2 separate regions of the Homo sapiens genome follow, and region 1 is linked to region 2. Evidence: read pairs that join two places in POLR2A ChIA-PET (ENCODE). Cell type or tissue: Panc1. All regions are shown on one strand.

The links. ChIA-PET counts read pairs that join two places held together with the same protein. Peaks named below come from ENCODE experiments on the same cell type or tissue, not always from the same donor. Only the 100,000 strongest peaks of a DNase experiment are listed, where the experiment ranks them.
Region 1: POLR2A ChIA-PET joins it to region 2 with 8 read pairs; 2 of 35 experiments call an interaction of 5 or more read pairs at or near these places.

The regions. Positions count from the first base shown.
Region 1 is chr19:39,841,179-39,843,678 of GRCh38, forward strand. The region is part of intron 1 of FBL (fibrillarin); the gene reads right to left. Among named protein-coding and RNA genes, the nearest start is that of FBL, 4.0 kb to the right of the region's middle. In Panc1, no CTCF peak of the experiment used is centred here; a DNase peak (open chromatin) is centred at 1,427; H3K27ac peaks cover 2,065 bases.
Region 2 is chr19:39,701,650-39,704,149 of GRCh38, forward strand. No RefSeq gene overlaps it. Among named protein-coding and RNA genes, the nearest start is that of LGALS14, 1.6 kb to the right of the region's middle. In Panc1, no CTCF peak of the experiment used is centred here; no DNase peak of the experiment used is centred here; H3K27me3 peaks cover 2,028 bases.

The DNA of each region.
Region 1 (2,500 bases), 140 kb after region 2:
CTCCTGCCTCGGTCTCTGAAGTAGCTAGATTACAGGTGTGTGCCACTACTCCCATAGTGTAGAGATGGGGGTCTCACTATGTTGCCCAGGCTAGTCTCCAGCTCCTGGCTCAAGTGATCCTCCTGCCTTGGCCTCCTGAAGTGCTGGGATTACAGGTGTCAGGCACCACACCCAGCCACAATCATACTGCCCAAGAAAAGGAGCAAGGGAATGAGAAATGTAAAACTCATGATATTGGTGAATGGGAAGGAGATATTAATATGGGGTTGGGATAGGGGAGGAGTACATGAATAGATGTAGGTTACTGTTAATATCCTGGTTTCCTTGGTTGCATAGCAGATTCACAGAATTCATTCCATGTCAATATTAATTACTGTGAAGAGTGAGCCCTGCATACGAGCACATGCTGTGACAACAGGGCCCCCTAGACTCTGCAAACGTCTTCATACTCTCCCACTCCTGACCTTGGAGCTGGAAGAAAAGTGTCAACCCCAGCCCCAAAACAGAGGGGAATACAGGATGATGTCAGCCCTAACTCATCTCCCTGCTTCCAAGCTTAAAGAAGTCCCTCTCAGCTCAGGGGAAAAACAAGAAAAAGCAGAACAAACTGTCATTTAAGGATAGGCTGCACTTTACAAGTAGTTTGCGACTTGTCAGTAAGATCGAAATGTTTAAGAAATAACAGACTCAGACAGGCTTTATTCTTACCAGTTCAGGACAACAAACACCATTAGCACAAAACAACGTTTAAAACAGAACTCTGGTGCTAACAGATTCAATATTTTCTCTGATTTGGTTTCAAAAACTCAGAAGTACTAAATCACACAAGTTAAAAAAAATAGTTGGAAAACTAGTGGTTTAAAATTATCTCACATTCTCACATGATGTAATCTATTCAATCATAAGCTTGCTTTTTTTTTTTTTTGAGACGGAGTCTCACTCTGTCACCCAGGCTGGAGTGCAGTGACACGATCTCGGCTCACTGCAAGCTCCACCTCCCAGGTTCACGCCTTTCTCCTGCCTCAGCCTCCCCAGTAGCTGGGACTACAGGCGCCCACCACCATGCCCGGCTAATTTTTTTGTATTTTTAGTAGAGAAGGGGTTTCACCGTGTTAGCCAGGATGGTCTCAATCTCCTGACCTCTTGATCCGCCCGCCTCAGCCTCCCAAAGTGCTGGGATTACAGGCGTGAGCCAGCGCGCCCAGCCTTGCTCATGTTTTTTGTAAAGATACATTATGATCTTGTCCTACGAACCCTTCATGCACCTTAATGGTATTAAAGATAAAAAATGTGTCTTTTAACAGCCATTCCTAATTTAATCTTTAAAAATGAACGGTTTCATTTTCAAAACTCCCAAACAACCAAAAGTTGTTTACTTTTAATCTTCTACTCCCTCTACAGTCCACTTTTCACACAGCAGCTAATACATGCTATTTTTAAAACAGCAAGTAAGATCTCATCATGCCCTTGCCCAAATCCCTCCAATGGTTTTCCACCACATCCAAAATGAAATAAAAAGTCCTTTCCCTGGCTTACAAAGCCTGAAATCAAAGCCTAAAATCTTTAGGCTTTAAATTCTGATTTCATTGTTCTGGGCGCAAGGTCTTCCCCTAAAGCTCTCCAGGTGACTCCAAGGTGCAGCCCACATTGAGTATCATCATCCTAAGGATCTGGCCTGTGCTGACTTCCCTGACTTCATTCTCTTTATGCTGGGCCCCATGCTCTTCCCCACCAAGCATACACAGTCCAGCTTCTAAATCTTTACCACGTGCTGTTCCCACTGCCTGGCTCCTGCAGACATGTGCATGGCTCACTCGCTCCTTCACTGCATTCTGGTCTCTGATAAAATGTTAGTTCCCCAGAAGGGCCTACTTTGGCCACAGTACCCTTACCCTGCTTTATTTCCCTTCAAATCAATTATCACACATGGCATTTTTAATATTATTACCACCTGCCTCCCCCACTAAGATCAAGCTCCAAATGGGCAGGGATTTTTAACTGTTTTGGTCACCACCGCATCCCCAAAACCCTGCACAACATCTGGCACAAAGTATGGGCTCAATAAATGTTAAATGAGCACTGAGCTGATGACTCTTAAACCCTGGGCCCTGCCTCAAGGAGAAAGCACCCTCTATTTGTTCAGAAAGCACACAATCCATCAGATGGTGACCAGGGAAGTGCCGGTCACTCCCCTCAAGTATCGCATATGGAGAGATAGGCAATGTTGCTGCCACTCTCGACCCTAGTAAGGAAGGTTCATAGGGGTCTTGAAAACTTCATCTGTAAGACATGGAGACAATACAGTGCCAGGCCACGCGCCATAGCTCATGCCTGTAATCCCAGCACTTTGGGAGACCCAGGCAGGCGGACAGTTTGAGGCCAGGAGTTCAAGACCAGCCTGGCCAACATAGTGAAACCCTGTCTCTACTAAAAATACAAAAAATTAGCTGGGCGTGGTGGCGCATGCCTGTAATCCCAGCTACTCAAAAGGCTGAGGCAC
Region 2 (2,500 bases):
ATGTGATGGTTCCTCGAATGGCTAAAATAGAACTACCATTCAACCCAGCTATCCCATCACTGAGTATATACCCAGAAGAATATAAATCATTCTACCATAAAAACGTGCACATGAATGTTTATTACAACAGTATGCACAATAGCAAAAACATGGACTCAACCTAATAGCTCATAAAGGACAGACTGGATAGAGAAAATGTGGTACATATACACCATAGAATACTATGCAGCCTCAAAAAAGAATGAGATTATGACTTTTGCAGGAACATGGATGGAGTTGGAGGTCATTAACCTTAGTGAACCAATGTGGAAATGAAAAACAAAATACTGCATGTTCTCACTTAGAAGTGTGAGCTAAATGATGAGGCCCATGGATACCAAGAGGGAAACAACACACACTGAGACCTACTTAAGGGTGGAGGGTAAAAGGTGAGACAGGAGCAGAAAAAATAACTATTGGGTACTAGGCTTAGTACCTGGATGTGAAATAATCTTTACCGCAAACCCCATGACACGAGTTTCCCTGCATATGTACCCCTGAACATAAAATAAACGTTTAAAAAACAAAGAAAAAAACCAATGTCACCTTTCTTCTGGAATCTGCAGGAGAAACAGTGTCTCTGAAACTTTGATTCACATGGACATCAAGAGAAAGGAGAGAGTATTGCTAGAGTCCAGGTGTGGGACAGACAGATGAGAGCAGCCCTCACCTGGTAGAGCCAAAGGGCTTAGCATGGGGCAGGTTCATGCAAGGACGTTCTCTACCTCCCCCCCGGATCATCCTGAGGATCAAGGGCAGTGCTGTCCCAGAATCTTTAAAGGCAAAAAGAACAATTTAAAGGCAGAATGTATGATCTGTAGGTGTCTCTTTCCAATAAGTGTGGGGAAGAGGAATACAGACTACGGGGGTACTGGTCCCTTAGGTGAGGTCTGCACAGCTGGTATGCAGTACCAGCTACTCAGGATACTGAGCTGGGAGGATCACCTGAGCCCAGGAGCCAGAGGTTGCAGTGAGCCAAGATGGAGCCACACCACTCCAGCCTGAATGTCAGAGTGAGACCTGTCTTAAAACAACAACAAAAGGCGAGAAAAGACAAGAACAGAGAACAGATACTTTTCTTTTCTTTTCTTTTCTTTTTTTTTTGAGATGAAGTCTCACTCTGTCCCCCAGGCTGGAATGCAGTGGCATGATCTTGGCTCACTGCAAGCTCTCCCTCCCGCATTCATGCCATTCTCCTGCCTCAGCCTCCTGAGTAGCTGGGACTATAGGCGCCCGCCACCGGCCCGGCTAATATTTTGTATTTTTAGTAGAGACAGGGGACGCTTCTCAAAAGTACACATACAGGTGGCCAACAAGTATATAATAAAAGCTCAATATCACTGAACATTAGAGAAATGCAAATCAAAACTACAATGAGATACCATCTCACACCAGTCAGAATGGCTCTTCTTAAAAAGTCAAAAAAGGACAGATGCTGGCAAGGGTGTGGAGAAAAAGGAGCACTTACAGATTATTGGCGGTGGTGTAAATTAGCTCACCCATTGTGGAAAGCAGTGTGGTGATTCCTCAAAGAGCTTATAACAGAACTACCATTAAACCCCGCAATCCCATTACTGGGAATGGTGTATACACTACTGTATACACAGAAGAATAGAAATTATTCTGCCTTAAAGACATATGCATATGAATGTTCATTGCAACACTGTGCACAATAGCAAAGACACAGAATGAACCCAAATGCCATCAAGGACAGATTGGATACAGATAATGTGATACATATACACAATGGAATACTATGAAGCCCTAAAAAAGAATGAGTTCATGTCTTTTGCAGGAACATGGATGGAGCTGGAGGCCATTATTTTTAGCAAACTAATGCAGGAACAGAAAACCAAATACTGCATGTTCTCACTTATAATTGTGAACTAAATGATGAGACTCATGGACACCAATAGGGGAACAACACACACAGAAGCCTACTTGAGGTTGGAGGGTGAAAGGTGAGATAGGAGCAGAGAAAATAACTATTGGGTACTACGCTTAGTACCCAGGTGAAGAAATCATATGTACCACAAACCTCATGACATGACTTTATCTGCATATGTACCCCTGAACCTATAATAAAAGTAAAAAAAAAGAAAAAAGAAAAAAAATCTCATCTTTCTCCCAGAATCTGCAGGAGAAACAATATCTCTGAAACTTTGTTTTACATGGACTCCAAGACAAAGCAGAGAATGCAGCTAGAGCCCAGGTATGTGACAGACAGATGAGAGTGACCCTCACCTGGCAGATCCAAGGGGCCTAGTGTGAGGCAGGTTCATGCAAGAACTATCTCTACTTCTCTTCCCAGATCCTCCTGAGGATCAAGGTCAAAAGGATCTGACCCTTAAAGGCCCTCCCAGAACCTTTAAAGGCAAAGAGAAGAATTACCTTCTAGGTCTAACGTCTTTTTCCAAAATTCCCAATTTTTTATTTTTAGTCATTGTACAAATTGAGGAAA